Linked DNA regions of Homo sapiens: region 2 is linked to region 1. Evidence: read pairs that join two places in POLR2A ChIA-PET (ENCODE). Cell type or tissue: Panc1. All regions are shown on one strand. Each heading gives the region's core, and the rest is flanking DNA. Links, peaks and the distances in the headings are about the cores only.

What was found. ChIA-PET counts read pairs that join two places held together with the same protein. Peaks named below come from ENCODE experiments on the same cell type or tissue, not always from the same donor. Only the 100,000 strongest peaks of a DNase experiment are listed, where the experiment ranks them.
Region 2: POLR2A ChIA-PET joins it to region 1 with 10 read pairs; 3 of 35 experiments call an interaction of 5 or more read pairs at or near these places.

What each region holds. Positions count from the first base shown.
Region 1 is chr5:17,219,965-17,225,035 of GRCh38, forward strand. All of the region lies in intron 1 of BASP1 (brain abundant membrane attached signal protein 1), which reads left to right. Among named protein-coding and RNA genes, the nearest start is that of BASP1, 4.9 kb to the left of the region's middle. In Panc1, for the core only: no CTCF peak of the experiment used is centred there; no DNase peak of the experiment used is centred there; H3K4me3 peaks cover 301 bases; H3K27ac peaks cover 1,448 bases.
Region 2 is chr5:17,498,270-17,502,137 of GRCh38, forward strand. TAF11L2 (TATA-box binding protein associated factor 11 like 2) reads left to right here. Exons shown (of 1, transcript NM_001401696.1): 1 at 1-558. The coding sequence ends at 558. It also overlaps the pseudogene H3P17. Among named protein-coding and RNA genes, the nearest start is that of TAF11L2, 2.0 kb to the left of the region's middle. RefSeq lists an enhancer at 3,540-3,868. In Panc1, for the core only: no CTCF peak of the experiment used is centred there; no DNase peak of the experiment used is centred there; H3K4me3 peaks cover 428 bases.

The sequences.
Region 1 (5,071 bases), core at 1-2,500:
GATGATCTATTTTCCAGGTTATGGCCATTTAGATTTATTTTCAGGTAGTTTGTTTTTACCACACAAAAAGGGACTTATTGTGTATATTAAATAGGAGCCAAATATGATATTTTTTGCAGTGGTAGGTTATGTTTAATAGGGTTTTATGCTTAAGTACTGTCAGTACATCCTGGTGGAATAACGCGTGGCAGCAATGGAAATCATCTCTTTTGTCCTTTTTGATGAGAACTTGATATTGACCACGTTTAATATATCAGGGCCCATCTACTGGCTACGGTGGCTGTCTAGCTGTCTTCTAGGTGGCATGGATTGTACCCTCTGTACTCCTTAGTATTGAGTAGGTTATTATGATTTAGAGAGCTACGTTCTTTCTTTTTTCTTTTCCTTTAGGTTGTGTTTTTGGCGAGGGGTATGTTGGAATATAGAACAAATTCAATAGCAAATATATACCAGCATGTCCCCAATTCAGTAAATCTTAGGTTTTTGAGTGAGATAATATTTAAATCGATTTTTAAAAATTATTACAGAATTAAAATATTTCTATCAGTTCGCTTATTCTTTTAGCCAGCTAGCTTTTTGCCAAGCTTTAGCAGATAGAGAAATTGAGCCTTTTGATAAAAAGCACCAACAATGACAGTGGCATTTCTGTTCTTTAACTGGTACTCAGTCTGCCATTGTGACGTGTAGAAGAGAACCTTATCTCCCCACATCACCCTAGTTTAAAGGTCCAATGGGAGAGCCCTAAACATTTAGGCTGTCTATCCTTGGAGGCCTCTTCATAATCCTGGATTTACTAGGATCCATAATCCTCCTGGATCTTATGGTGCAAGAGGTGATGCGTTCTGTCTCTTTATTTTTTAATTTCACAATTAAGAACAGTTTGAAGCCATTTTCATTTCATGGTCAAGCGGAGTATGACATCAGAGAGAAACTTTCATTTGGAGGAGATTTGATCACTCTAAAATGGATGTCTGTGTTATTTACGGTAGTTTTGTAAAAATTGCAAAATCCACACCCATTTTTAAAAACAAGGTGTCATGTATATACACATGTACACATACACATACTTGTTTATACACACTCTAAAATCTTATGAATAACTTGAAATCAAACTGGTTGGTATAGAATATTATTTTATAGTGCTTTGATACTGGTCTTTGGAACATAATCAATTTCTGTCTTTCTAAATATGTGTTTGAAAGGGAAAGCCTAGCAAGTCTATTAATAAGCTCACTTCCCATTTATCCCAGTGTACCTGGAGCATTAAGCTAAGACGTTCATCCACAGGCTTAAAAACTTACATCAAGCACTACTGAACTTTACAAGCTGGAATAAACAATGCCTACTAAATAAAAGATTTATAAAATTGTTCTGTCTTATTTTTGTGATCTCTTGTAAATGTTTTTTTTTTTTTTTTTTTTAAATATCCAAAGAAGACCTGTGAACTATTATTTGTCAGAAGCAATTGCCCTTGGTATCTGATTCTGTTGAAAGAAATGCGTTGATTTGTCCAGACCTTTATCTTAATGTAGTTTGTACCTACTTATTTCACATCTTCTTTCTCTTCTTAATGATGGTCTTAGCTGGTACCCTGGAAACCAGGTAACTGCTGGGGAAAAACACTGAGTAGATATATAGACAACTTGAATATTCTCTGAAAATGGGCATGGAATCTTTATTGTTATATCAAATTTTCTCTAATTATATCTAATCCTTTAAATTTATTGTATCTCTTAAGACATTAGATAAGCCAGTGAACATGAGCTTTTTTCTTTGGCTTAATTATAGTGGACAACTATTAGGAAGGAACTGTGAGGTTGCAAATAGAATATTTTGAAAGATAAAGTACTCTTTATGTGTTTTGGGGTAATGTTTTTGGAGTGGTTTCTCAGGAAATCGTATAAAGACTGGATTTGAAGAATCTAATAATTCCTATTTTGGGGTTGTAATAAGAACTACATATGATATCTAAAAATGACTTAAGTGTGGAATGGCTGGCTCTGAAGGGCTCCTCAACCTCTCAGTCTCAATTAGTGATATCAATTACACTGAAAGTGTTTTCAACAACTGAAAGTGTCAATCAACACTTTCAGTGTAATTGACATCACTAACTAATTTCAGTATATTCAGCTGTATTTTTGTTCCAGCTTGATTAATGAAGCCCGGGGGACCCCAGGAGTATTAAGTTAGAAGTAGGATGTCTCAATCCTAAAGGGGACCAAATATCATGGTTCCTATTTTCTGTCCTTGTGTTTGTAGATATTTGAAATTCTGTATTATATGGGAATTAGCCTGAAAGTGGATTTCATGATATCAAGATGGCCACCTTCCTTGAATTCCCCAGGTCTGCTTATACTTATACTTATGTAACTTAAGAAGTGGCATTTAAGTTCTCTTGAGAAAATACAAGGGTAGTCTTGAAACCACAGCAGTGCCCAGCCTGCCAAAGGAAGGCTTTTGTGAAACGCCTTTCCAGCCACAGCCTTTGAGGCAGACGTCTAGGTAAGTGTCACATGAGAACAGATGTCTGGTAAATGCTCTCAAGAGTAAAAATCAACCATACAGAGTCCATTTCTCACCAGAATATAGTTCAATTGTAATTTTGAGGAGCCACAAGCCTAAGAAGGAAGCAGTGTGATTAAAACAGCATTCTCCTTTTCCCTCTAGAAGTCAGAAATGGGATGAAATGGGAGGCAGAGAGAATGAAATAGTGTGTTTTTCTTCTGCACCCTAAGGATTTAAATAACATAAAAAATTATTTCTTAATGTTTTACAGACTTTCCATACTCAGTACATTTTTGAACAAAAATAGGGAAAGCTGAGATTTTTTGACTCAACAAGGCCGTCAGTGCTGAGAGGTGGTGATTGAGCAGGCTTGGAAGTCTAGGAATACATTCCTGAAAGCTTTAGAGATTTAGAAATAGAAACCATCTGCAAGCACCACAGGGGCCCAGGGCATAAGGAAACACTTCAGGATAATATAGGAAAATGGTGTGCAGTGGAGAAAGCAAAGCATTTACACAATATTTTCCCCTTATCACTTAAGCATTTTATAAACTCTTTTTTTTTTTGGTTCGTTTTGAAGGAGGCAGGACTGGACTTCATTGGTTTGTGTTTTGAACTTCTGTTTGAAGTAGATATTTCAGCAATTTGTACATTGTGTAGGGAGTATAATATTTAGAAAGCATGATTTGGAGGGTTAGGCATGGTGGGGATGGACTTTGGAGCCACAGCACCAGGTTCGAATCTTCTCTCAGCCATTTACTGGTTGTATGATCTTTGGTAAATTGCTTACCTTCTCTGTGCCTCAATTTTATTTAGAAAATGGGAATTGTGATACATGGTTACTGTAAGTATTAAACAAAATTGTCATGCACTTAGGACAATGCCTCCTTATATTCAGTGCATCTTTTTAAAGGAGTGTGAATATCAGTTTTCTTTACTGCATCCTTCATCTATAGCTACTCATATGTTTGTTTCAAAGAGACCATTATTGCAAGACAGGCCAATGGTGGTGCCTTGCTCAGTAGGTAGAATATAGAAGTCTGCGGTTTAGAAAACTCCTCCAGGTGTGGTTAAGAATACGCTAAATACGTCAGTAGTTCATGTGGACTAAGTTTCAAAAGTGGGTAGGTTAATACAACCCAGCCTCCATACTGAATTTGTACTTTTTTTAATTGAAGGAAAAAAATGAAAGTCCTTGGAACTTCAGAGACAGGATTACTGCTTTGATATGTTGAGACCTGGACTCACCCTGATTAGCTGTATGACCTTGGGTGTAGATGTAACTCATTCAGATTCCTGAAAATCCTTAGCTTTGTTGTGTCTTGAATCAGATGTATCATTAGCATTTGAAAGAAGTCTAAGTCATTAGTACTAAGGTTGATAAGCCAACTTAGGTATTTTACATTCCATATTATTCCCACTACCTCCACCCTGCCCCTGCCAAACAGGCATCAGATGCCCACCGCCTCCATACCTGGAGTAAAACTGAAAGTTGTATTATGTAGGAATGTAAAGATGTTGTGATCTATTGACAAATCTTTGGAAGGAATTATCCCCGTGGGGACCTTAGAAATCAGGAACTCTGAACAACAAAACAAAAAAGTCTTTGGAATTTCAGCTATTTGGGGTGGATCAATTCTGGAACTGGTCTTAACATTTCAGACATTTACTTCAGGGATATGCCCAAGGATTTGCTTTTGTCCTTCTGGACACTTTGTTGTTGAGCAAAGGTGAATTCACTCTCATTTTGGGTAAATTGTTGTTTAACAGCTTCCTTAAACAGGTTTTTGTATCTTACGGATTCTGGAGGGAAGTCATATATTTTACTCTATCTGTCAGGTGTTCACTGTAAGGAAGGGGATTTTAGATATAGTGGTTATGTCTTTTAAAAAGTTTCCTAGGATTTCAATCCGTGTAGATGGAGCTACACTGTACTTCTCCTAAGCCTTGGCCATTTTATCTTAGGTAATATGGACTCTTCAGGGGGGGAAAAAAGGGGAAGGGGGGCTCTTGAATAAAATGGGTAGCCTTTTCACATATTGACATCTTCAGTATTAATTTAGAGAGAGCGATACTAACTTCTTCAATGAAAAATTATTTATGGAAGAGATCCAGTGTATACTTCTAATATTTCATCAGTATTACGTTAAATTGCTTGTAGATTAGAGGTGCTTCTTGTCATAGTGAATGGAGACTAATACCTTAAGTCATTCCTTTCTAGTATGATGATTGTGGTTGCTCTTACTGAGGACTATAAATGTGGATTTGGTTGATACTTTCACGTTTCTCCTTGGACATTGCAGATGGAAGTCATAACCCCAAATGTCTTACTTATCTGCAATTTTGCTCTGAGATATGGACCAGGCTCTAGCAGACCGTCTGCCACTGTGTAGTTAGTGTTGCCTGATTAGAAATAAACCAAGTCCTGCCTAAATTGGTCAATCTGTTTTGTTCCGCGTCCACGCAGGATCCACTTACAGAAAGCCAGTGGCTGCTTTTAACCACTATCGAAACCTCAGTCCTTTGTAAGTACTTTCCTTGGAGCAGAAGGTTTAAAAGCTCATGA
Region 2 (3,868 bases), core at 1,369-3,868, 280 kb after region 1:
TTCGCCATGCCCCGAGATCTGAAGGGCAGCAAGAAGGATGGAATCCCTGAGGACCTAGATGGGAACTTGGAAGAACCCAGGGATCAGGAAGGTGAGCTCAGGAGTGAGGATGTCATGGACCTCACAGAAGGTGACAATGAGGCCTCAGCCTCAGCTCCTCCTGCAGCCAAAAGACGGAAAACAGATACCAAAGGAAAGAAGGAGAGGAAGCCCACTGTGGATGCAGAGGAGGCTCAGAGGATGACAACCCTGCTGTCTGCCATGTCTGAGGAGCAGCTGTCCCGCTACGAAGTGTGTCGCCGGTCAGCTTTCCCAAAAGCATGCATTGCGGGTCTGATGCGGTCTATCACTGGCAGATCGGTGTCTGAGAACGTGGCGATTGCCATGGCTGGAATAGCCAAGGTCTTTGTTGGAGAGGTGGTGGAAGAGGCCCTGGACGTGTGTGAGATGTGGGGAGAAATGCCCCCACTGCAGCCCAAGCATTTAAGGGAGGCTGTTCGCAGGTTAAAGCCCAAGGGCCTCTTCCCCAACAGCAACTACAAAAAAATCATGTTCTAGGCCCAAGGCCAGACGGAGGGGTCTGTTTGTGCAGGAATAAGTACCGCATTCATCTTCCAATGACAGGACTGCCTTTGCTGGAGCTTCTGCATCTCAGTCCCACCTGGATTTACCCACCATCTTAGTGTCTTAAAATGTGAAGTTGCCCTTACCTGGATGAAGACAGCAGATTGTTTCATAGGAGCCTTGGCTAAATGTTTGGGCCTCCAAGGGCATATTCAGGCATTTTTCTATACCTTTCTAGTTGGAAGAATAAAGGTGCCTGGGCCTTGAGCATCCTGTGGACAGGGAGCTGCATTCAGAGAGGGAAGCCCTTTCCAGGAGATTTGTATGGATTCATGCTGAAGCCTGGTGTAGCTGTGTCTTAGCTTGTATGCTTATGTCTGGGTTTCAGTAAGTGAAGCCTCCAGAAATGTTTCCCAATTGTTGTCCTTCTCTGATTTTCAATGCTCATATGTATTTTTGTGAGTCATCACAAAAACAGTTAAACTCTTTTCCAAACTGCGGAAATAAAAATAAAATCACAAAGAATTTTTTTCTCTAAGTTGACTCTTCTATTCCTGCTTACTGTGCTTTATGTCAGCAAGTGACCCTTTACTTTATTATAATGTAATATAGTATAGGTGCATCATGGAAGACTAGAGAGAAACCAATTCCAAAACCACCTTTCCTCAAGCCGCCATTTGTAATGATCATATGTGCAGTTTCAAAGACACAGAGAGAGCCTATTGATACTTCACGTTCGCTACACATGGTGATTTTACCAGTGCTTCCGGAGACACTGAAATTTAGTTCCAAACATTGCCTTAGAGGATTCTTGATTTTATTCATTCTACCGATGATCCACTCAGAAAATCAAACCTGAGTACAGAGACATTGGAGAAGTTGTTAAAGTATCGGACCAAGTAGGTTCATCACGAGTGACAAAGTTATTCCATACTCTACTTGTACATACTCTGCTTTACCTTTATGATGGAAAAGAGTAATTTTTTGTTATCGAATAAAGACCTGAGATTTATTATGGAATCACCGTGAACCTTCCCAGCACATACAGCTCACAGATATCCACGGTGCTGTTTCAGTCTGTTTACTACTGCCATGTGCCCCCTGAGTCACAGAGTATAAGCAAAAAGGATGGAAAAGACCCCATAGTTCAGCTGTAATATTGAATGGAGAATAACATGTACTCTTTCTTCCTGAAGCCAAAGACACTCCCGTAAAATATAGTTTTATTTCTTCATACACTCAGCTTTTGCTCTTAAAATAGGACTTATTTTACACAGAATCTGCCTTTGAGTATTACACAAATTTCTCAACTTTACCGAGTATGGGGAAATTGTTTCATACCTCCATATTCTGACATGGTTTAGCTTTCCTTTCATTTTACCAACTTTCTTGTAAAGGCATCTAACAAGTTAGACCAGTGTGTCTTAGAGACACAAGGAGGGTACAGGTTCTTGGAAGAACTGATGGAGATGGAAGGGCTCTCTCAGGAATTAAAGTGCTCGAGCAACCAAAAGAAGTATGATCCAAGAGACTTAATATCTCCCAGTCTTTAGGTTGCTCTCAGCTCATTCCTTTTCCATGGCACTGAGCAGTCTTGGAAGCTGTATTCTGTCAGATGTTGCAGGTCTAGCACTTTCTGAACAGTAGAGGCAAAGAGAACCTGGCCCAAGCAGGTTGGTCTGCTGAGGTGGAGACAAGCATCTGTAGAGAGCAGTGCTGATGGTGATTCCACACACAAGGTTAGAACATTAGAACATTTTTCTGGCCCCTCATAGAACTCAATAGTCTGAGTGGGGTCTGAGTAAAGCTGAACTGCTGAAGACAGAAACAAGTTCCCATCAAGGTCTCAGAGGTCAGCTCAGGAGCAGGAACACAGCTTTGTTTTCTCAGAGAGGAAAATTGGATTAGCCGAGAAGGTTCAGTGTCCTTACAAATCGTTTTTTTTACTTTCAGTTTTGGGATCCATGTGCAGAATGTGCAGGTTTGTAACAAAGCTTTACATGTTCCCTAGTGGTTTGCTGCACCTATCAACCCATCATCGAGGCTTTAAGCCCCGCATGCATTGCATATTTTTCCTAATGCTCTCCCTTCCCTTGCCTCCCACCCCCTGACAGGCCACGCTGTGTGATGTTCCCCTCTCTGTGTCCATGTGTTCTCATTGATCAACTCCCACTTATGAGTGAGAACATGTGGTGTTTGGTTTTCTGTTCCTGTGTTAGTTTGTTGAGAATGATGGTTCCAGTGTGACCTGTGTCACCGCAAAGAACACGAGCTCATTCTTTTTTATGGCTCTATAGTATTCCATGGTGTATATATGCCACATGTTCTTTATCCAGACCTTCACTGATGGGCATTTGGGTTGGTTCCACGTCTTTGCTATTGTAAACTGTGCCGCAATAAACATATATGTATGTGTTTTTATAGTAGAATGATTTATAATCCTTTGGGTATATACCCAGTAATGAGATTGCTGGGTCCAGTGGTATTTCTGGTTCTATATCCTTGAGGAATCGCCACACTGTCTTCCACAATGGTTGAACTAATTGACACTCTCACAGACATTGTAAAAGTGTTTCTATGTCTCCACGGCCTTGCCAGCATCTGTTGTTTCCTGACTTTTTAATAATCACATATGAAATCTTCTCAATATATAATACCATATAGCCACAGCTCTCAAGAAAGAAGTCTGTAGAAAATGGTATCTTTCCAGGAGAAATCTTTGACAGCTTTCATGGCTGATTGTATTACATGTTAATGACAATGAAGTTTTTCCTGGAGCTTCATTACTATTCTTAAAGTCTATCTCATAATGTACATTTGGAGACTGCCTAGAAAAATGTGGTCTCTGATTGGTGCTGGTAAAGTTGTGACAAGACACCTAACAAATAAAGTGACTGTACTTGACTATTTTCTATCATTTTCTATTTTGGGATAAGCTTAACATTCTCACTGCTTGCCTTTGCCCCCACAAGTAATTAGCATATGCCTAAATAAAGTTTAAGCAAGCTAGCTCCACTATTCCCAAGCACATATTATCTAGGGTCTAGTCTTTAGAAGTACAAAGCTTACAAGTACAACTACACAAAAAATTGTACCCAAACTACAAAGGCTTAAATGATCAATTGATGGATTTGTGTTTCCTATGGAAGAGGGTACCAAGCAGAGCCCTAATATACATACATAGGGGAGAAGAGAGCAGGGCTTTTATGGATGGTACACAGCTAGGTGACTTCAAAGAGGTGCACCAGGTAAGCCTCACTGGGCTCCTGCAGGGCTCCAATGGTAGCGCTCTGGAAGCGCAGGA